Regions from separate parts of the Homo sapiens genome. Here region 2 is linked to region 1. Evidence: read pairs that join two places in POLR2A ChIA-PET (ENCODE). Cell type or tissue: CD4-positive, alpha-beta T cell. All regions are shown on one strand. Each heading gives the region's core, and the rest is flanking DNA. Links, peaks and the distances in the headings are about the cores only. Region 1 holds the start of SNORA59A (small nucleolar RNA, H/ACA box 59A). Region 2 overlaps VPS13D (vacuolar protein sorting 13 homolog D).

Evidence for each region. ChIA-PET counts read pairs that join two places held together with the same protein. Peaks named below come from ENCODE experiments on the same cell type or tissue, not always from the same donor. Only the 100,000 strongest peaks of a DNase experiment are listed, where the experiment ranks them.
Region 2: POLR2A ChIA-PET joins it to region 1 with 7 read pairs; 4 of 35 experiments call an interaction of 5 or more read pairs at or near these places.

The regions. Positions count from the first base shown.
Region 1 is chr1:12,504,151-12,515,671 of GRCh38, forward strand. VPS13D (vacuolar protein sorting 13 homolog D) reads left to right here. Exons shown (of 70, transcript NM_015378.4): 69 at 2,703-2,943; 70 at 4,743-7,897. The coding sequence ends at 4,874. SNORA59A (small nucleolar RNA, H/ACA box 59A) reads left to right here and starts at 3,096; the gene lies at 3,096-3,247. RefSeq lists enhancers at 3,723-3,892, 4,259-4,760. In CD4-positive, alpha-beta T cell, for the core only: no CTCF peak of the experiment used is centred there; a DNase peak (open chromatin) is centred at 6,711; H3K4me3 peaks cover 1,637 bases; H3K27ac peaks cover 2,608 bases.
Region 2 is chr1:12,340,844-12,352,364 of GRCh38, forward strand. VPS13D (vacuolar protein sorting 13 homolog D) reads left to right here. Exons shown (of 70, transcript NM_015378.4): 41 at 937-1,042; 42 at 2,056-2,208; 43 at 4,531-4,666; 44 at 5,762-5,809; 45 at 7,980-8,130; 46 at 8,321-8,531. Among named protein-coding and RNA genes, the nearest start is that of VPS13D, 120 kb to the left of the region's middle. RefSeq lists an enhancer at 3,893-4,052. In CD4-positive, alpha-beta T cell, for the core only: no CTCF peak of the experiment used is centred there; DNase peaks (open chromatin) are centred at 4,258, 4,668 and 5,178; H3K4me3 peaks cover 580 bases; H3K27ac peaks cover 2,354 bases.

The DNA of each region.
Region 1 (11,521 bases), core at 2,421-10,420:
AGAAAAAGAAAAAATTAAAATTAATAATAATAACGATGATGATGCAACCCAAAGCCCTGGCCATTGTGGGATGCAGGAAAGCCTCAGGAGGATGATGGGGACAGAGCTGTGGCCACCTGGTCCCTGGGGTCACTGCCCAGTTCCAGCTGTGGCCTCACTCTCTCCCTTCTCCTTCTTCAGCCAGACCCTTGGCTCTGATCTGCTTTTGATTTGAAAGGACTTTAGAACATTTCATGCACAATTTCCAGAAATATGTTATTATCAGTAGCAGCTTCGGGGCATGCACAGGGTCCTGGACTTACAGGACAGAGATCCGTGTGGAGTGACAGCACTGCCTTCCTCCACTTACCTTTCTGTATGGCCATGAATTCCTTGACCTCCGTGCTCACTTTGTGAAGAAAACTGGCAGGGATTACCCTCTCCATCAGAGAGATGAAAGAGTCTGAGCTACCAAGAAAGCAACGGACTCGGCCAGAGTCAGCCAGCGGGCCGGGCTTTCCTGCCAGCTCGGCCTGTGTTTCCTTCGCTGTGCTCTCTACTTTTCCGGAGGGCGTCCCAGCTCAGAGTCACCCCTCCTCCAGAAGTGGTTCTGGCCTGATGGAGGACTTGAACCATCTGGGGCATCTTGGAAAAGAGTCTGTTTGAAAGCCTATAGAAGTGTTCCAGGATGGAAAGCACACTAGTCATGTCGGCCACTCTGGCCTGGGTGTGAGAGCATCTGCCCGGATGGGAAGCCCTTGGCTGACATGTAAATGTCAGCTATGTCAAGTGCCCAGGGTGGTGGCGCTGGGGGCTGGGGGCTGGGGGCTGGGCAATGAGGTGGAAGTGCCTGTGCTGTGCTCACCTAGAGGAAGGAACCTCACATCTCAGTTGGATTTTTCATGCACATTCCTGCTGTCATCCCAATCATGGTGGCCAACTTTGGAGTCTCCTTGGAGAGCCCGTGACGGCCTCAGTGGCTGTGCACCAGGCCCACCGATGCTCAGGGGTGTAGGCTGCTTCCGGGTCTCATCTCAGATCCCCGCCAGTTCTGGCTGGCGCTGTGTCACCTCTTCTCTGTGTCAGGATCATTTTTATCCCTCTCTGTCTGTCTTTCTGTCTTTCCCTGTGCCCTCCTTTCTTCCCCGGACCAGCTATTTCAGATTCCATTCAACTCTGTTCAGTGATGCTGCCGCTCTCAATGCGGTTAGAGCGCAAGATGTGAGAACGTCTGTGCTGAGTGGCCTAAACACTGAAGGCTGCGGGTCTTTCTAATTTCAGCATTGAGACTTTACAAGTCCACATTCTTGGCATTGCCAACCAGTTAGAATAGAACAATAAATCCCAGTTTTTGTCATGGGCGTCTGTAATTAAAATGGCAACTGGAACAAGGCAGTCACTTACTGAGCGCTGATGGGGTGGCCAACTCTGTGGGGTGCTCAGGAAGACACGGGGCTGTGAGATATGGACTCCACTTAGAGGGCTCACCTCGTAGTCAGCAAAGAGACTTATCCAGGACATGTGGAAAGAATGAGTTTGTGCTTGGCCATGCTTTGGGGGCCATCACAATTAAATGCTCAAAAGTGGAGGAGGGGCTGGAGTATGTGGGGGATGCTTCACAGAGAAGTTAGAACCTGTGATCCTTGCGGGGAGGGGGATGGGATCTAGAGAAGTTGGGAGAGCAGGTGTGCGTCCTGCACGGACCCCAAGTGAGCGAGGGCCCGGCAGCCTGCTCCCCTCGACAGGCAGGCCACCTCCTGCCCCCAGGCTTCTGCCCCCTTCAGAGGACCTGGGAACAACGCCGTTCTGGACCCAGGTTTCAGAACACTTCCAGGTGGAGCCTGGCTCTGAGCAATTCAGTTTGCCAGCAGGAGCTCGACTGCCACTCCGTCGTCAGCCTTTAGTATTCCTGCCACTGTCCATCCTTGTCTGCTGTCCCTGGACACTGCAGCCCCATTGTGAAGGGCTGTCACAAGATGCAGGGGAGGCAGCCAGGCCCGGGAGAACTGTCACACTGTTCCCAAGGTTCACTGCTCTTCATTCAGTGGCCAGAGAGGTTTGATGTGCATAAATTTCCACTTTGAATGTGTGAGCTCCATGATAGAGGAATTCAGTTTTGTTGGAGTGGCCCTAAAGCTCCTGAAGTAACAACTAGAAGTTTCCAAAAGGAAGATGACAGTTTTACCTAAGAAAGCGTTTTCTGACTCTTTGAGTTTTCTGAACATGAAGTGGATGGGGGGGTGCCCTGTCCCTGGAGGTGCTGAGCTTAGAGAGGGAGGAAGCGGATGGGGAGGTGCAGGTGTTTTAACGCCAGGCTGTCTCTTCATGGCGTGCCATTTGGTGAACCTGTTTAATTCTGCTTTTCCCCCCTCAGCTTTCAGCGCCCCCAGCTGCGTCTTCTCGCCCCTTCATGTTTCCCTCTCCTCTGCCAGGCAGTGAACTTTCTCAGCTGCTCCTTCAGTTTCACATTGAAAGGCATCGTGTTTTCTGTTTTGTCCAATAGAGTATTGTTACAGTTTTCTGTAAGCTTTAAGCTATCCAAAAATGCTCACAGAAAAACAACAAACACCCACAAGATAGAATTTCAGGATTTAGAAGTATTTCCCGGCAAGGGGGCCGGGATTCGCACTCAGGCCCTGGGGCCACAGAGCCCGCAGTGGGCCTCCCCCTGATGCTGGGCGAAGCCCCAGGTGTCACTCCTGTGTTCCCGTCTCGCTTTGCAGCTTCATCGCTGTGGAGAACATTGACAGCTACTGCGTGCTCATCTCCTCCAAAGCTGTTTACTTCCTGAAAAGTGGAGACTACGTGGATCGAGAAGCCATTTTCCTAGAAGTCAAATACGATGACCTCTACCACTGCCTTGTCTCCAAAGACCATGGGAAGGTGTATGTGCAGGTGACCAAGAAAGCCGTGAGCACGAGCAGTGGAGTGTCCATCCCCGGCCCCTCCCACCAGAAGCCCATGGTGAGTGCCTGGCTGTTCTCAGGCTCCTGAGGGGCGGGGCCAGGGCCTCGATGCCTCTGCCCTGCTTCCCCGTCCTCAGCAGGAGCTCATTTAGGAGGTTGAGGCTGGGCCCTTCCCAGGAGTGCTGCCTCTCAGTCCTGAACATGGGAGGGGCCCAGGGTATGTTCACGGGGCGATGCTGCCCTCCCAGCTGGCCCATGGGTGACCCTGGGAACATTAACTGCCTCACAACGTTTGTGCCTCAGTTACCCGTAGATGTAGTGAGGGTAACAATACTTACTCTCGTTGGTGATAAGGAACAGCTAACACAACACACAGGGTTTTTCTGCTCCCAAAATGGGATTCTTCAGTGCACCAAATCGAAGAAAGCACTGGAGCTCACGCTGGTTTCTCCATTGTTTCTCCTTAACAGTGGAAACCGTAACTTTTGTTCTAGTAGCATCTAGCATGCTCAATAATTATTTGTAAATAAAAGTTATACTTTCCCTCCAAAGGGGACAAGGTATTGTTATGACAAGGCTTTTAAATAATAAAGCTCCTGCGAATAGCTAACGTTCCTAGAGGGCTGGCTGTCTTGTGGGTTGTCTGATCACTGTGTTGCTGTCATCCCCTCCTCACTATTGGTCATAGCAGGTGATTCATTCAAGGCTACACAGCTGACCTTGAGGAGCCGGGGTTCAAATCCGAGTGGCTTGGCACCAGAGCTGGCTGCAGAGCCTCTTGCGGATCTGTCTCTGGCCAGTCGGCCCTGGAGGCTTGCCATGACACCCAGGTGTTAGTCCTGCTCATTCTCACCCGGCATACCCGGATTTTGAAGCTTGCATTCAAGAATGATACATTAATCAAAAGGGCCTGCCCACCTCTGCTCTCTCTATGGATCGGAAATAGCGCCAGCCTTATTGGGCCTCTCTCCTCCGGAGTCCTTTGGCCTCCCCCTGCTCATGAATGCATTTGGGCCTGTTTGGACTTGTGTAAGGCTCCCGTGGGGTCATTGGCTTAAGTTAGAGCTGGCTGATGAAGAGGGCGAGCACCTCAAAGTGTGAGTATTTCTCCAGATCCCTTCACTGTAGCAGGTGGGCAGCCTCGCCCACTATACTTCTGCCCCTTTCAAAGCAGGTGGGCAGAGAGGTGTTTGTGGTAAGAAAGACCTAGAGGCTTTTGTTCGCTGATTCTTCTTCCTTCATCAGCCATCACCAGACCTTAGATGTGAATCCCCCATTCTTGCTCTTGGTCTTACCTCTGCAGATCAGTTATGGCCGTGGGGGGGAGTTCCCAAATGTCAGGTGAGTATGGGTTGGCTGTACAGTCCTGGGGAATGTTTAAAAAGACCGGCTGGGCGCAGTGGCTCATGCCTGTAATCCCAGCACTTTGGGAGGCCGAGGCGGGCGGATCACGAGGTCAGGAGTTCGAGACCATCCTGGCTAACACGGTGAAACCCCATCTCTACTTAAAAAAAAAAAAAAAAAAAAAAATCGTTAGCTGTGCACATGCCTGTAGTCCCAGCTACTCGGGAGGCTGAGGCAGGAGAATCGCTTGAACCCGGGAGGCGGAGGTTGCAGTGAACCAAGATTGCGCCTAGGCGACAGAGACTCCGTCTCAAAAAAAAAAAAAAAATTGCAGGGACCCACCCCAGACTTGTGAGTGCGAGTGAAGCAGGAGCAGCCCTGGCCATCACTGTTTCTTTGACGTGTACATCCCATCCTGAGATGCAGCTGGGCTGGGAGCCGCCACCTGGGTGGATCTGATTCCTGGATTTCCCCATCCTGGGGACAGGTGACCCATCCTGTTCTCCTCCTTAGGTCCATGTGAAATCTGAGGTCCTTGCTGTCAAGTTGTCACAAGAAATAAACTACGCAAAGAGCCTCTACTATGAACAGCAGCTTATGTTAAGACTCAGCGAAAACCGAGAGCAGCTGGAGCTGGACTCCTGAAGCCCCGCTGCTGAGATGGGCGCTCCCGACACAGCGCAGACCCACCAGGAGGAAAGAGGCCCAGCTCTCAGCTGACGATGGAGGCAGAACCGGAGTCGGGTTTGGGGAAGTTGTCAAGGAATGAGGGAAAGTAAATCCTCATGAGGAAAAGTACAAATGGAAATCGTATTAATTTGTGAGGCAGGGAGTTATTTTAGATTATGGGAAATAATTTTTAAAGGTATTGGTTAAATAACGTTTAAAAACATGTACTGAGATGAATCTAATTTTTAGATTGCCCTGTATTTTGTTAACATGTATATATGTACAACAGTGTGTTTGTAAATATATAGGAACGTTTCTGAACAGGGTCTGTGCTATGTGTAAAGGTTTGTTAACTGTAAAGTAATATAAAGTTATATTGGATCTTCTATTGCACTAATTCTAGATGTCTAATTCAGGATACTGTCTATAGAAAGGCATTCTTAAAAGTTAAAGAATGTTACGTCTTAGTTTTGGAGACTAAAGTATTCCCAGTAAAGTGGGTTGAGGTGAGGGCTGTGGTCCTGAAAGGGACGCCTTTGACATCGTGGCTGTCCAGTTGGGCTGTGAGCTGTGGCACCCAGGACTGGCGCTGGCCCTTCAGAAGGATCTAGGAGAGGGGCTTGGGAGCCCACTTTTAATTTCTCACCCCCATTTTACAAAGAGTGCTTAGATTCTTACAAATTATGATGTAAGTTATCCATTTGGCTTTTTCCTAACTAGTCTTACCAAACTTAGGGGGAAACCTGTGCTCCATTACCACATGGGTGCAAGTCAGCATTGTAAGTTTTCTCAGGTTATTATTATTAGAGAGGTTGGAAACATTGGTAAACTCTGTTGATTGAGAAGGAAAAAAAAAGTCCCATTGAACTGTTGCAACAAATCAGAAATCCACATAAAAGTGCTCTCCTGCCTGGGCAGCAACAACCAAGAACAAAGCCCCGGGACTGTTTTCTTTTTAATAAAGCCACAGGCAGGCATCGTAGCTCCACAGCCCGAGGGGACACAGGATGGAAACCCCAGGATGAGAAGGGAGCAGGGAGAGTTCCAGAAAGGGGGATGAAATAGGAGTATTAAAAAGCTGCGTTGGTAAGTTTTTCATGGAACCAAGATTTGACAAAGGCATCTCTTATCCTTGGTTTTAAATTCCTGCTGGGAGCAAGGCCTGGTATGAGCGCCCTGGGTCTTGTTTTTGGTGTTTCGCTTTTCTGTAAGGATTAAGCAGATAGGGAGAAGGGAAAAGGGGCCTCACTTTAGAATGAATGAGTCACCTTGTGATTTTTAAATTTTTATTTTAATAAAGCTAATCAATTTCTACAACCTTGTCACATGTAGCTGAGTCTGGGATGACTCAGTGGATCAGTGGATGCGTGGAAGGTTTTGGTGTTTATAACTCATGACCCAAATCCTTCCAAGACACAAATGAAGCTAATCTTCTTCCCCTCCCTTTCCTCTCCCACTTCCCCTCTGTGTCTGTGTCTGTGTGTGTGTGTGTGTGTGTGTGTGTGTGCGCGCGCGCGCGTGCATGCAGAGAGGAAGGAAGGGAGCTTTAGCACAAGTAGCTACATAGTGTTCAAGGATCAGCTTTCTTGAACTCCGAGGCTTGGTTGCCTTTGCTGAACTCCAAGTTAGTGGATTGCAGAATGGAAACTTGGCTTTTGCGGCACTGGGTGAGTTTTAGTTTGTGTGTGTCTTGCTGGGGGGTGGTGATGATTGTCTCAGCACTCACGCACTGCACAAGATGGCAGCAGGATACAGCACTGCACAAGATGGCAGCTCCTCTGCAGCTTCCTCCTCAGCCTCCCTCCTTGCACCCCCACAGGTTTGGCTTGTGGTTTTTGTCATCAGTAACCTACTGCCTGAGATCATGATCTCTTAAAAGATGAGACTCTCGGAAGGGTTGATTGTATGCGTCAGTGAGCCTTCTATCACCTTCTGGAACAAAGTCACTTGAAATCTCTTGATGAGATTAAGGAGTTTAGTGTTACTAAGAAAATCTGCTTTGGGCCGCAGCAGTGCTGGGTGTTCTCAGACCTGACTGAGGAAGTTAGCTGCGGGCTGCCCTGTGGGCTGGTGCTTCAGGAGGAATCCAGAGAAGTGTTCAGATGCCCCCCTTGGGCTCCTTTCTAATTTTAATCAGCTCTTTAAATAGCTGCCCATCTCCTGTGATTGCACAACCAAGCACTTTGACATTTGCACCTTAGGAGAGGCAGATGTTAAAATGGAATCCAAAGACCACCTAGGGCGGGGCTGGGTGGGAGATGGGAGGGCCAACTGCGAGCTGCTCCACTTCTCAGCTCTCCCCTGCCCTGCAGCCCTGGGCCAGACAAGGCCAGAAGGTTTCAGGGGCATTTGACATCCCCTCCTGGTTCTCACCAGGAAAACATCCAAAGCTTTGGAGGAAACAGGCCCTGCCCCTGGCTCCTTAAATGCCCCGTCTCTTTGTAAACTGATATTCAGCCAGCAATGCCTAAGACTTTGTTAAGATCATTTCTACTGCTTTTCTTTCTGCTTCAAACACACAGTTCGTCTCTGAGGAAAGTAAAATAAATGGAATAAGAGTAAATTGGGTAAGGAGATATCCAAAGCTACCCAGTCCCTTGACCCAGCACAGTTGGCCGACCCGTGTCACTCCCTGGCTGTCGCTGCTTCTCTGTGCTCACTGAAGGGTGAGCCAGGCCAGTGCTTCCCCAGCCCCTGGGCCTGGTCACTACACAGTGGAAAACAGACAAGCGGCCCCTTCCCCAAATCCCAAGAGTGTCTTGCTGCTTGGTGGGTGCTCATCGCAATGTTCTGAAGGCTCCAGGGCCACTTTGTTTGTAAGTATGATCTGGGCCTCAAAATACCATAGTAGCTGCTTGATAAAATTCTAAAAATATCTGGTTCTCTATTATGTAAACACTATTACAGTCACCAGTGTGTGAAGACTCTTGAGTCTGGTTCTCATATCAGAGTCATCATTTTTCTTCCTGTGGAATAAAATGCCTTGTGGACTTCCCAAACTTGTTCTTTTGTTTTCTTCTGGTCTCTTGGTGATCCACAGCTTCTAGAGCTATCACCAGTGACAAATACCAAACATAGTGTGATGTTCACAATAAAATGTGGCCTCTGCCCCCAGGCCTGGGGAAGCACCCCCACACCTTAACCAGTCTCAGCCTCCCAAGAGTAAGTAGTAGTCTCCGCGCTACACTGGCTGCTGATCAGTCCATTCTGAGGTTCCTGGTCCAAGCCCCAGCAGGACAGACGTCACACTTAGGGTTTAGGCAGCTGAAGAAGAAACAGCAAAGGAGGCCGGGCATGGTGACTCATGCCTGTAATCCCAGCACTTTGGGAGGCTGAGGCAGGCGGATCACAAGGTCAGGAGATTGAGACCATCCTGGCTAACATGATGAAACCTCATCTCTAACCCCGACTATATCGCCCCTCTCTATTCCATCCACTCCACCTCAAAATTAATAACCTTGTGTGTCGCCCAAATTTTCACCACGTTATATAATTATGTGTATAACTAAAACTACAAAAAATTAGCTGGGCATGGTGGTGGGCGCCTGTAGTCCCAGCTACTTGGGAGGCTGAGGCAGGAGAATCACTTGAACCCGGGAGGCGGAGGTTGCAGTGAGCCGAGATCACACCGCTGCACTCCAGCCTGGCACAACAGCCTGGCAACTCTGTCTCAACAACAACAACAACAACAACAAAACAGCAAAGGAGGCTCAGCAGGATCATCCAGAGATGGAGTGACACCAGGAGGGTATGGATCCTAGAAGCTGAGGCCAGAAAGGTTTCAAAGACTACCGAGGGCTGCTACTAAGTCAGGTGGGATTCGGACCAACAATTATCAGTGGACCTAGCAATGCTGAAGTCACTAGAGACCTTTCTAAGAGCTGTTTCAATGGAGCATTGGAGGTGAAAGCCGGGTTGGAGTAGATTCAAGAGGAAAATGGAAGGAGAGAAATAACAACAGCTCTCTACAGGAATCTGGCCATAAATGGAGAGAACTGACCGGAAATTCAAGAGGGCAGGGAAGGAATAAGGGAGAAGAGGGCCTGGCGGGCCAGGAAGATGGGTGGAGGTGGGGGAGCTTGAGATTCCATTGATTGCTCCTGATTTCTCACATCAGGCAAGAATGAATACAGGGCGGGAAGTGATGCTGATTTGGAGAGAGAGAAGGTGCACGTAGTCATGTAGGGTAACGGGAAAGGGAATAGGCCACAGAAGCATGGTATGTTTGCCGGGCGACATTAAGGACCCATTTGACGTTGATGACCGTGAATGTACAGTGGAATCGGGCAGCCTGGCTGTATTCTTGTCCGGCCACATGTAGCTGCACAGCTTCAGTGTTGTAGAACAGGCAAAGAACTGGCTTTAATCAAGAAATGTTCCCCTCACCTATTCAAGTACCTCATCCACCATTGCCCAGTTGAACTGGCCAAGAGCCAATCAGAACAAAATGTCAACAGAAATCCAAAAGCCTAGAGAAGGGAGGGGCTACGCTTTCCAAACCAAAGCACAGCTTCTGAAGACTATGCCCCTTCCAAGTGGGAGAGACAGTGGAAGGTGTGGTTAACAACCCCCACACGCGCACACAATTAGACTCTTTTCAGGGGTTCACAGATGCAGTGGGACAGTCAGTGTTTGACAGTGAACCAGCCAGGCACTCCAGGGCATGGGGATGTCATTGACATAGAAAGGGTATGTGTATGACGATCTTCCATTTCCTCAGCCAAATTCAGCAAGCCGTCTTGCAGGTATTGGTTGGCTGCAAACACAGCTTTCACCCCAGCTCTTTAGACCAAGAATGTGATTTCTAGCACCGTAAGAGATACTTGATGTTTGCTGTTCACTGGACACTGCATCCCAAGACCCTAATAACAGAAAGTGCTTCCTGAAAACACACCCAAGCATGTTCATTATTATTTAGAAGTTTGGATTAACCTGGAAGAGCACTTCTTCAGGAAATTGGAAGTGAGATTGCACTCGCATCTGCAAGGGTCTTGAAGATCATCCAAGTTGTGGCTCTCTGGCTGAGGGCATGATAAAAGCAATCATAAAGACCAAAGAAAGGGACTGTAAACCTAGCGCTTTAGGAAGCCAAGCCAGGAGGATCAAGACCAGCCTGGGCAACAGAGGGAGACCCTGTCTCTACAAAAAAAAAAAAAAAAAAAGGTCGGGCATGGTGATGGATGCCTGCAGTCCCAGCTTCTTGAGAGGCTGAGGCAAGAGGATCACTTAAGCCCAGGAGGTTAAGGCTGCAGTGAGTTATGACTGCACCACTGTACTCTAGCCTGGGTGACAGAGCAAGACTGTGTCAAAAAAAACTCACTGCTGAATAATCCTACTGACACTTTTTAAAAGTAGTCTTCCCTTTTTGCTCCCCCCACTATATCGCCCCTCTCTATTCCATCCACTCCACCTCAAAATTAATAACCTTGTGTGTCGCCCAAATTTTCACGACGTTATATAATTATGTATGGTTTCATAAGCAGATATACATATTCATAGATTCCTAACATTTGTGTTTACAAAAATGGAATCTATTAAACACTGTTCTGTGACTTGCTTTTTTTTCTCACTGTTCCCTCAGGCTGGTATCACTCTAGTTTATTCTCTGAAGTGCTGCATGTTCATTAATGATGTAAGTGTTCTATAATTTACTCACCTATTCCTGCTTCAATGGGCATTCACTTTGCTTTCCAGCTGCTTCCACCCTGCCCCGAAGATCAACACTGCAATAGATGCCCTCCTATGTATGCATTTACACGCCAGTTCTATTTCTGTGCAGTCCTTTCCCGGGAGCTGATTAGTTAGGAGGTATGTTCCGGACCACTTTCCCCCAGTGCTGGTAGGAATGTGAAGGGCAGCACCCATCTCTGCGCCTCTTACCTGTGTGATGGGTACGAAGTGATAGTTCATTGTTACTTTATCTTGCGTGTCCCCAGCAGCGAATTTGACCATCGTTTTGTTTGTTGGCATTTGGATTTACTGTTAGGAATGGCATTTGCTGAATTATAGCAAATGCCTTTCAGCATCTGTTATTATGAACAGTTTATTATTATACTGTTTCTTCTCCTTTAATTTTTGTTTAAGTAACATGTTGATAGATTTCCTGATATGGAACCACTCTTAATCCCTGGAATTAATGGATTCCACTTGGATAAAATGTGTTAGTTTGTTATTCTTTTGATACATTCCTGGCTCTTTTTGCTAATATTTTGAGTCTTGGCACTTTTTAAGTGAAAGGGGCCTATAATTTTCTTTTTTTCAGAGTAACCTTTTTTTTTTTTCTTTTGAGACAGGGTCTCACTCTGTTGCCCAGGCTGGAGGGCAGTGGCTCAGTCTTGGCTCACCGCAACCTTGAACTCCTGGGCTCAAGCGATCCTCCCACCTCTTCTTCCCATGGAGCTGGGGCTATAGGCGTGTGCCACCTTGCCTGGCTAATTTTTTTTATTTTGAGTAGAGATCGGGTCTTACTGTGTTGCCCAGGCTGGTCTCAAACTCCTGGACTCAACTGATCCACCTGCCTCAGCTTCCCAAAGTGCTGGGATTATAGGCATGAACCACTGTGCCCGGTCTCTTCATCAGACTTTAGGATGAAAATTATGCTGTCTTCGTAGAATGGACTGGGG
Region 2 (11,521 bases), core at 2,165-10,164, 160 kb before region 1:
TGCTGCCTCCCTATTTGTGTGGCCAGTGGAGGAGACAGGTCCTTGGTTAGAGGAGCTGCTGCCCTTCCTTTCAGTACTCTGTGTTCCATGTGGAACCACATAGCATGGGCAGTGGTACCTGCAGAGGGATCTGTCTGCCAAAGCAGCTGGGGCACCAGAAAGCCTGCTTTGGGTTTCTTACAATGTTTATAGTCAGGTCACCGCTCTTTAGAATTTGGTTACTTACAGTTTTGTATTGATTGTTGTTTCTTTCCACATTCCCTGATTAGAAGCTTTTTGTGCAATGAAGCCATATTTTATGTTCCTTTTATGGCTTCCATGGTACCCACCTTATAATAGATGGTGGTGGTATCTATGTTTAAAAAATGGGCTAACAATTTTGTTTGAAAAGCTTTGAGATGGTCTACTTCTGCCTTTCCAGGGAGACAAAAACAACTATTAGTATAAAAGAATAGGAAAGAATGTTTTTATTTTATTTTGTTACAAAATGCATACTATGACTGTAGGGTAACTTATGTAAAGGGAGACTTCCTTAAGGTAAAGGCTTTTTGGACAAAGTTTAAATAAGTACATATGATATATCTTGCTACATTTTAGGTTACCCACTTAGAATATAGTTCTTGGCAGCACTGGGGAGGTCCATTTTTATTTCTTTCGTGATTCCCACCAAGTTAGGTCCTGATGCCTTCTTCTGAGAGATAAGGCCTGTAAGAGTTGTGGAAGAATTGGGGGCTGGGAATAGTCAGGCAGGGACCAAATTCTCCCATAGCAGCCAGCAAATACGTGGAGCTTCCATTTGTCCTGTTCCTTCTTTCTTGCTTCCACCTTCAGCCCCTTTGCACAAGAGACAAATTTGGGCACTGTCTCCAGGTTGGGGGAGGGTCTCTGCCATGCAGATAGGGGCGTCTGCTCATAGCCTTCTTCTGTTTGTCGTAGCAGAGGTGAAAACCCCCAAGCGCCGGCAGCCATTTGTCCCCTTTGCTCTGAGGAACCACACGGGGTGCACTTTGTGGTTTGCCACCCTGACCACCACACCCACCAGGTAAGCAGTCAGTTTATATTACCCCGAGTCATCTCTGCCACCAAAGCCTTCTTGTGCCAGCCCAGTAGAGCAAGGTGGGCCCCCTCTTGAGGCTCTTGGGATGATATTTGAATGAATAACTTGCTGTCTTGCTGAGATTTATGATGGAGGTTCTGGTTTTGTAGAGAATCTATAGTCAGAGAAGCAGGTCCTGAGTCTAATTATGATCTTGTTTTTGGTATACCTTATGTTTAAAAGCCAAGCAAATTAAGGATGTGAGCAGGAAGTATGAAAAAGCCATTCCATCTTTTCTCCTCGATCTCTACCTTCTTTCCCATTTTAAAGAGCTATGTGTGGTTATCACACCAAATGTTTTGCCATTTTATTCCAAGATTGCTTTGAAAACATCCCCATTCTCCCTCTATCCCTAAAGAATTCTTTCATACCTAAAACGCACTTCAACCCAGATGGAATTGGGTGGAGTTTGGAGAACAAAGGAGACTTTACCTAAGCCAGGCGAGAACCTTTTCTAACAACTTTCTGCCTGTTTAGATCTTGGCTCAGCCTTCCAAGTACATGGTGGTCGTTCCAGCTGAGGTCATGAAGTGCATGGCATGAGTAACAGAATCCATTGATTTGAAATCACATTTCTCCGACCTCCCCCAAGTATGAGACTGCTCTAGAAGAGAAGCTTTTTTGTTTTAACAGTGTAGGTCTGTTAAATTCCAACTAATCACTTAAATGCCACTTGAAAAAGTCATGCCTTAATTCACATGTACCAGATTCTACTGCCTGAGGTAAGTGGCTACAGAGTGACAGCTTTCAGCTGTTTCTAAAATGTCAAATAAGTTGTGATTCAGCACGAAGATAGCTATAGTTAGCGACCCTCAAGGTCATTCTTTGTAGCTAGGTCATGCAGCCTTTTATTGCTGGGAATTGAGTTGTGAGAAGGTTCTGCTCTTCTGCACGGGGCTCCTGTGAGAGGGAGCTGGGAAGAAACAGGGACAGGCTGATGTCATCTGATTTGGTTCCAGAGCTGCACTCTCTCACAGTGGGAGTCCAGGGGTAGTTCCAGAAGGGAACGGAACATTTCTCGATGATACTCACAATGTTAGTGAATGGCGAGAAGTCCTTACAGGTGAAGAGATTCCCTTTGAATTTGAAGCAAGAGGAAAGTTAAGACACAGGTAAAGTATGGTTTATTCTTTTCTTTAAAAAAAAGAAAGTGGATGTAAGTGAGGGTCCCTAGTGTTTTGTCTTTTTACTTTCCTTATAAATGATTTTATTTTATTTTATTTTATCTTATCTTATTTTATTTTATTTTTGAGACAGGGTCTTCTTGCTCTGTTGCCCAGGCTGGAGTGCAGTGGCACGATCTCAGCTCACTGCAGCCTCTGCCTCCTGGGATCAAGCAACTCTCCTGCTTCAGCCTCCTGAGTAGCTGGGATTACAGGGATGCTCCACCACACCTGGCTAATTTTTTATTTTTAGTAGAGATGGGGTTTCATCATGTTGGCCAGGCTGGTCTCAAAATCCTGACCTCAAGTGATCCGCTTCGGCTTCCCAAAGTGCTGGGATTACAGGTGTGAGCCACCACACCTGGCCCCTTATTAATGATTTTAATGTCTTCTTTTTAAAAGATATTTCGTAAATCAGTGTTTCCTTTTATTATTTTATTTTATTTTATTTTTGTAGAGATGAGGTCTCACTGTGTTGCCCAGGCTGGTCTCAAACTCCTGGGCTCAAGCAGTTCTCTCACCTCGGCCTCCCAAAGTGCTGGGATTACAGGCGTGAGCCACTGCACCCAGCCTCCTTTTAAAAAATAAAGACTTTGCTGCCATCTTGGAAATACATGTCTTTTCATTAACTATCCATTTATTTGACATATGAGGTGATAACCTGTGTGTTTCACAGAATTTGGTGGAAACATAGACATATCATAACCCTCAAGTTTATTGCATCTTGGCCTGATTTTCATGATGGATTGGTGATATGGTATTCTTAAAAGATTCTCAAAGCATGTTGATTTCAATTTTAATTTACATATATGCCACGTAGTACTTTTAACAAGCAGCTAGTTTCAGGACTCAAAGCTAATAAGAAGACAAATTCTGATTCTAAAAAGAACTGATCTGGGGAGACTGCTAGCTGATGCATTCCTGAAGTACCCATACTCAAAACTGGAATGAATGTGAGAAAATGTTCTATCTGATTACTGAGAGATCATAAAATATCCAATAAAGTGTTGTATTATTTACAAGTATTTTTCTATGCACAGGCTATCCAGTGGATATGAATAGGTTAAGACAGCATTTGAATAGGTTAAGATTTAGTATTTGAGCCTCATATTTGTTTTCAAGCTGAGCTGAAATTGAAGAGATTGGCTTTAGCTTTCTGTAATCATGTGCTTTTTGTGGTGCTTTCAGTTCCTGAGTGTAAACTTGCTCCCAAGTCAAGCAGGTTTCCTTTTGCATAGCTTTGGTACCCACACACATTATTCCCAAGAAGCAAGAGTTCTGAACGTGTGGGTCTCCAGGGATTTTATAGGGAAAAAAAAAATCACTATGCTGGGCACACATGTGCTTGGAAGCCACTTTAGCTTCCAGGTAAGAGCAGTGAGCATTTTCCTGTTGGTCCCCACAGTTCTTGGAGAAGCTAACTACAGAACTGTTGGGAACATTTCTGGATAAGCCCATCCTCTGTCATATCAGAAAGGGTTTGACCTCTTTGTCATTTCTGTTTTTGTTTCCGTATTTCATAATCCATTTCAGGTCCCACTATTCTGCTTGAATTCTTCAAAATAAATGCCTTTTCTGGCTTTTTCCCCTTTTGGCACACTGCACCCCACTCCTTGCCTCCCTCCCCGCTTCCTGTCAGCCTCAAATCTAGTTCCCCATTTCACTTCTGGCTTGAATTAGGCAAAATCTAAAATAGAATTAAATGTGCAGTTTCCTCCTGTTCCTCCTGTTCTGCCCACTGCCTTCTGCTCCAGTTTCAGTCGAGCACAGGAGCCCTGAAATGAGCGCTGTGCCTCTCCTGCCCTGTCTGTAGTCACGTAGGGCTGGAGCCAAACAACTGCATGTGGTTCTGAGCGAATTAGGATTTCAACAAAGGAACCAAGAATAATTTTTTATGCATTTCCAAGAGTATGGTTATATGATTAAATCGCTACTGCATTTTTACCACCCCAGTGACATCATTATATAGGTTGGGGTGAGGGTTGGTGGGGGAAAGACCTTGGCTCGTGTTTAGGTTTTGCGTGGTTTGTACAATGGAGGATAAATGCCACTCTTACTCAGTCAAGCTTTACAGATCTTGCAGTTTGTGTTGTAAGTGTAAAACCCAGTTAAACTGTGCTCCTGATTTCCCTTGCATTAGGTAATCTCCAAAAGGTTTAGCCAACTGGGTTTTTACATCATATGTACTAAATCAGATTTGTGTCTTTGCTTCTACTTTTCATCCCTTCTGGAGATTGTGCCTAATATCTTTTTCTTTGTTCTGCCTGACAGACACACCCATGACCTCCGGATTCATCAACTGCAAGTGAGAGTAAATGGCTGGGAGCAAGTGAGCCCAGTGTCTGTGGACAAAGTCGGGACCTTTTTTCGATATGCAGCACCAGATAAAAATTCATCTTCCTCTACGGTGTGTGACATTCAGGAAGTCAGATGGTTAAGCGACTGTCAGGAAGTCAGATGGTTAAGCCTGTAATAAGCTTACTCTAATGAAACTTTCTTGTTCTTTCTTTCCCCTAATTCTAGGACTGACTGGGTCAGTCATAGGCATTGGTAATCAATATGTAGATAAGCCAGCCAATGGTTAGTTTCAGTAGAAAAACAAGATTTAAAATCAGCAGTAACACATTTCCTCACCTCTGTAGATCCATTTCATGCTAGCTGGCCTGACTGGCAGTTTACTAGTCTGCTGAACCTGAGTCTTGTTTTTATTTCACATATTGTTATGCTGTCCATATACACTGTGTTTTTAATATTTCTTATAATGCAGCACCTTGATCCTTTTACTCTGTGTCTCCAAATCTTTCTCTGTGGCACAAAGAGAGATGTCCACTGTCGTTTATTTTCTGATCACACATGCTCTCACATACCCTTCCTGCCTGTAGTCCCAGTGGTTGGAGGGACAGCCCAGGAAATGATGCAGGTGGCATCCCTGACTTGTACATGCAGGTGGAGGCTGACATCCTGGCTGACAGAGCTGCCATGGGTCCTCTTGCCCCATCCTCCTTCATACTTCATGGAACACTTGCACTTATTTTTGGGTAGCCAGTAGTGAGGTGGAAATGCAGACGTGCAGAGATATTGCAGCTTTCTTCATGAAAAATATTCTTAGAAAACACTGTTGCACAACTGTCCATTTTTACTGTTGCTCTTGTGCCCCAAGTTTCTTACAAAAAAACAAAAACAAAAACAAAAACAAAACCTTTTCAGGATTACTTTTCAGCCTAAGTTTATGTCTAGTAATGACAGGACCAGTTCCCTCATAGGTACCTTTCTTACTGCATTGATGTGTTGGGGAGAAATTTGGCATACGTTGAATGGTTATAAAATGAATATTGTTTTTTCCATATCTTTAAGAGGAGATGTTTTATCTTCATAGTAGACTATACTTTACTTGAAAGTATTTACAAACACGACCCTTTGAAGAAAATTATGTTGTCATTGAATTTAACGTTGCTAATTATCTTAAGTCTGTGCTGACTCTAACTTTTGAAATCTTTTTCAGATTGGCAGCCCAAGCAGCAGAACAAATATTATACATCCCCAGGTTTATGTAAGTATGATTTTCCTGTTGTCATTGTGTTTATTGCGTATATACACTGCACCTGAATCATGTGGATATACATTTCTTAATGATCAGAGAAACTTTATGACATATATGCGATTGAAATTTATCTCTGCCCTTTTCTATTAATGATTACCTTCCTTTTCCAAAAACTTGCAAGAAAATGTTTTCACCTAGCTTGGTGTGTGAGACTAAGTATTACAGGGAAGGAGAAGGAAAAGGCAAATGTTTGGTCCAAGGTCTCCTTTTCATTCTAAGTTAAAATAGAAATGAACCCTGGTATGACCATATGTGTTTCATAGTTTTGGGTCCAAAGGTCATGAAAGTAAATAAGAAGGAAAAAGTAGCAGTTTATTTCCTCTTTGGCTTTTGAAACATCATCACGAAATGACATTAACAAACTTATTCCAGGCTTTTATTTATAATTTCTTCTCCCTGATGATTGTAGGTTTTGAAACAAAATTTCAGGTAGGCCTGAACAATATCAAGGTTTGAAACAACATCAGGATTTCTTTTTTTTTTTTGAGACGGAGTCTCGCTCTGTTGCCCAGGCTGGAATGCAGTGGTGCCGTCTCAGCTCACTGCAACATCCGCCCCCCGGGTTCAAGCAATTCTCTTGCCTCAGCCTCCCAAGTAGCTGGGACTACAGGCACCTGCCACCACCCCCGGCTAATTTGTTGTATTTTTAGTAGAGATGGGGTTTCACCGTGTTAGCCAGGATGGTCTCGATCTCCTGACCTCGTGATCTGCCTGCCTCGGCCTCCCAGAGTGCTGGGATTACAGGTGTGAGCCAACGCGCCCAGCCTAGGATTTTAAGTAATTGTTACTGGCTTTGACTATTGGGGCCTTTTTTGGGTTGGGTCACTGGAAGCTGGAGCTTCGATGATGATTTATGCCTAGGATTGTGTCCTTCTAAAAACACTCTAGAAAATTGTAGTTTGCCTTTTTGTTTGGACTTCCTAGAAGTCTTGGTTCAAAACATGGAGCTCTTCATTTTATTGTTTATTGGATTGACTTTCACTTGCTGTTTGTCTTAATGAGAAAGTTGGCAGAATGAAAAGCTTGAATGTCATGCCATTTGTTTCTCCAGTAAAAAGCATTGTTAATATGTTCTGGACACTCATTCTAAGAGTAGTACTTTCAGACTTTTTCTTTGGTGTACCTAACATGGGATTTTTCTACTTTTAAGAAAATTTCCTGTCACATGGTATTAGCACAAAATGTGTGTTGAATGTGTGAATGAACATATGGAAAAATAACGTAATGGCGGTAACCCAAGACCAAAATAAATAATTGCCCTTCATTATGTTGAGTTTCTGAACCTTGGTGTCCTTTTTATGAACAAGTGATTATTTTTAAAGTTCTTTAAAATACAGACATTGGTTTTTGTGTAGACATGTCAACAAATAATATATGGACCTAAATAATATATTTTATGACATTTAGAAAAAAAGAAGTTATTATTTGTTCCTATGAAAGGCACACCAATGCAGACAATTCTTTCTTTTACACTTTCTGGATTTTACAAAGACAAATGTTAATCTCAGAAGACTTCCTTCTGTTTTTCTGTATTTGGGCAGTACCCAAGCCATTGTTTGGATATTAATCTAGGAGGAAAATAACACAGAAGGTAAATCATTTAATGTTTTGCAAAGTCCTACCTCATTATTTCTAATTTTAATTGTGTTGGATGTTCTTTATTTAATTCCCTGCCAGTAGAGTAGAAGACAAGCCTTTTTCAGTTTCGTTGTAAGGAACTCAGGGGCTTTATGAATCAAGGATAATTTCCAGCAGATACTTTCTTACCAAATTACAGGAAGTTTGGAAAATTGGATAGGTTATTATCACAGTCTCAGGTGAATGTTTTTAATAATGTTTCTAGAGGCTTAGGACTGATTTTTCTTAGTGACACACTTTGTGATATCACATCTGAGTGGATTATCTGTTTTTGTAGAACTTTTTAGAATTTTTTTTTTTAACAGTGTATAGGATGTTTACTCCCTTTAAAGTTGAATGGCTTTAGGGTTTTATGACTGATTTCACTGAAGAACTATAGTAGTAATAAGACACTTTTAAGGTAGACATTCTGATCGATATTATTGTATTTTATATGTTTTTTCAGAAACATAACTATTTTGTCTTTATCGCTCTTTCACAGTTCTCTTCACTCCCACCAGTGCGGGTGGTCTTTGCAGTGACTATGGAAGGCAGTGCACGGAAAGTCATCACTGTCCGGTCAGCCCTCATTGTGAGGAACAGACTTGAGACACCAATGGAACTAAGACTGGATAGCCCATCAGCTCCAGACAGTATGTTTTGATTGTCTAGCATATAGTAAATGCTGATAAATACTTCTTGACTGTTGTCAAGTCTCTTTTTCCCCAGTGGTATCTTCCCCAGCAGTCAGTATATATGGTCTGTCTTCTTTTGTCCTGAGATGGTCAATCTTTGGGGTGGAGGACCATTGCCTGAAAGTGTTAACCCTTATTTCTGTGGCAGAGCCAGTGGTGCTTCCTGCTATCATGCCAGGGGATTCGTTTGCTGTGCCTTTACACCTCACTTCTTGGCGGCTACAGGCCCGGCCCAAAGGATTGGGTGTATTTTTCTGTAAGGCTCCCATTCATTGGACCAATGTAGTGAAGACTGCAGAAATTAGTAGCAGTAAACGAGAGTGCCACTCTATGGACACAGAAAAAAGCCGATTTTTCAGGTATGTAGCACCACTGCAGTGACATGTCACTTTTGCCTTTTTTTTTTCTTTTGGAATGACTATTACCATTCTTTCTCTAAAGACCCTTAGAGATTCAGTTATCTTTATTTAAACTCTAAAGTTCTTATTCCTTGAGTTTTAGTTAGAGTTCATGAGAACTCAAGTGCTAACGGTTGGTGGGGTCTGGGGAGGCTTTATTACATGGGAGAGACAGCCAACACACATGCTATTTACACATACAAGATTAGAAGTTTGTGTTGTACAACAGCATAAAGAGAGGACATATAGAGACGGGAAGGAAAACAAACAGAAAATAACGAGTTCTCATTCCAAAATTGGAAAGCAAAATCCTGGGGTTTGGAGTTTTTTGAATGAGAGATTTCAAAATAATTTGAAGGTTTATGTACCTCATACTGACTTTCTTGAGAACTTTGACAAAATTGCCTAACCATTTAAACTCCTGTTTTCCCATTATACGGGAGTATGTTACTAGATTCAGTGTTGGAAATAATACTGGATTGCTATGTTACACCCTAACAAATTTAGACTTTCAACTTATTTAATGAGGATTAGCTTTAGTTTCTTTTATAGTGAAGACAGGCATTCATTTAGTCTAAACTTAGAGAAAAGATACAAGAATAGTGTAAAGAATTTCATTATACTCTTTACCCAGATCTGCAAATTGTTAACAGACTAAAGGAAGAAATACATCAAATACATAGCTGGAGTTGGTGATTTTAACACTTCTATTTCAGTAATTTATAGAACAAAGAAATCAATAAATATGTAAAAGATTTGAACAATGTTATCAATGAGCTTGTTATAATAGACATTTATATACAGATTATACATTCTTTTCAAGTATATGTGGAACACTTATCAAGAGAGATCATCTGCTGGGCCATAAAACAAAGATCAATAAATATTAAAGAACTAAAACCATACAGAATGTATTTCCTGATCACAATAGAAGTAAACTAGAAATAAACAATAAGAAGATACCTAATCCCAAATATTGGGACATTAAACAATGTATTTGTAAATAATCCATGGGTCAAAAAAGAGAAATCACAAAGGAACTTAGAAAATATTTTGAATCAAAAGGTAATAAAAGGCAGACATGTTTAAATATGGGGGATGCAGCAAAACCAGTTCCGAGGGTAGAAGTTATAGTTTGTAAATCCTCATATTAGAAAATGGGGAAGATCTTTGGTTAAGTCTCAATTAATTTAAAAAAAGAAAAGAAAATGAAGAATATATAAAATTGCTGATTTAATCTTCTGCCTTCAGAAGTTAGTTAAAGAACAGCAAATTCAAAACAAATAGGAAAAGGAAACAATAAAAATATGGATGGAAATCAGTGAACTAGAAAATAGAAAATCAACAATGTCAAAATTGACATAAATTTGACAAACTTCTAGCAAGACTTGCTGAAGGAGAAAAGACAGAACACACAAATTACCAATATAAGGAATGAAAAAAATGAGGCACTATTACAGATCCTATAGACATAAAAAGGATGAAAAGGAGGTAAGAACAATTTTATGCCAGTACATTCCAGATGTAAATGACACCTTTCTTGAAAAACACAAGTTATCAAAACTGATACAAAGAAGAAATAGAAAATCCAAATAACCCAGTATCTAAATTAAAAGAACTTCAACTGTTAGAAAAGCCTTTGTCCACAAAGAACACTATAGGCCCATATAACATTACTAGTGAATTCTACCAGACGTTTAAGGAGAAATAATAACAGTTTTACACAAGATCTCTCAGAAAATAGAAGAGGAAAGAACAATTCCGAACTCATTTTATGAGGCCAACATATCCCTAATACCAAAACCTGATACAGCTACTATGTAAAAACTGTGAGCCAGTGTTCCCCATGAAGAGGTGCAAATATCATTATTAAAAATTTTTTCTTGTTTTTTTTGAGGTGGAGTTTTGCTCTTGTCACCCAGGCTGGAGTGCAAGAGTGCAGTCTTGGTTCACTGCAACCTCCGCCTCTTGGATTCAAGCGATTCTCCTGCCTCAGCCTCCTGAGTAGCTGGGATTACAGGCGCCTGCCACCATGCCCAGCTAATTGTTGTATTTTTAGTAGAGATGAGGTTTCACCAGTTGGCCAGGCTGGTCTCAAACTCCTGACCTCAGGCAATCCACCCACCTTGGCCTCCCAAAGTGCTGGGATTACAGGCGTGAGCCACCGTGCCCAGCCAAGTTTTTCTTTTTTTGATTGAGACAGAGTCTTGCTGTGTCACCCAGGCTGCAGTGCAATGGTGTGATCTTGGCTCACTGCAGCCTCCGCCTCCCAGGTTCAAGTGATTCTCCTGCCTCAGCCTCCCGAGTAGCTGGGATTACAGGCACCCACCACCACAACCGGCTGATTTTTGTATTTTTAGTAGAGATGGGGTTTCACCATGTTGGCCAGGCTGGTCTTGAACTCCTGACCTCAAGCAGTCTGCCCACTTTGGCCTCCCAAAGTGCTGGGATTACAGGTGTGAGCCACTGTGCCCAGCCCTTTATCAAAATATTATGAAATGCAATCCAGCAAGTGGTTTATCCCAGAAATTTAAGATTAGCTTAATATTTGAAAATCAGTAAATGTAACTCATCATATTAAGAGACTAAAAGAAAGTCAAGTGCAGTGGCTCACGGCTATAATCCCAGCACTTTGGGAGGCCAAGGTGGGCAGCTCACTTGAGATCAGGGGTTCGAGACCAGCCTGGCCAATATGGTGAAACTCCGTCTCTAGTAAAAATACAACAAATTAGCCAGACATGGTGGTACACGCCTGTAATCCCAGCTACTCCAGAGGCTAAGGCAGGAGAATCGCTTGAATCTGGGAGGCAGAGGTTGCAGTGAACTGAGATCACACCACTGCACTCCAGCTTGGGTGACAGAGCGAGACTCTGTCTCAAAAAAATAAAGAAGGAGTACACAGGCCACAGAATTGGAAAAATACATATATCTGAGAAAGGATTTTTGCATGG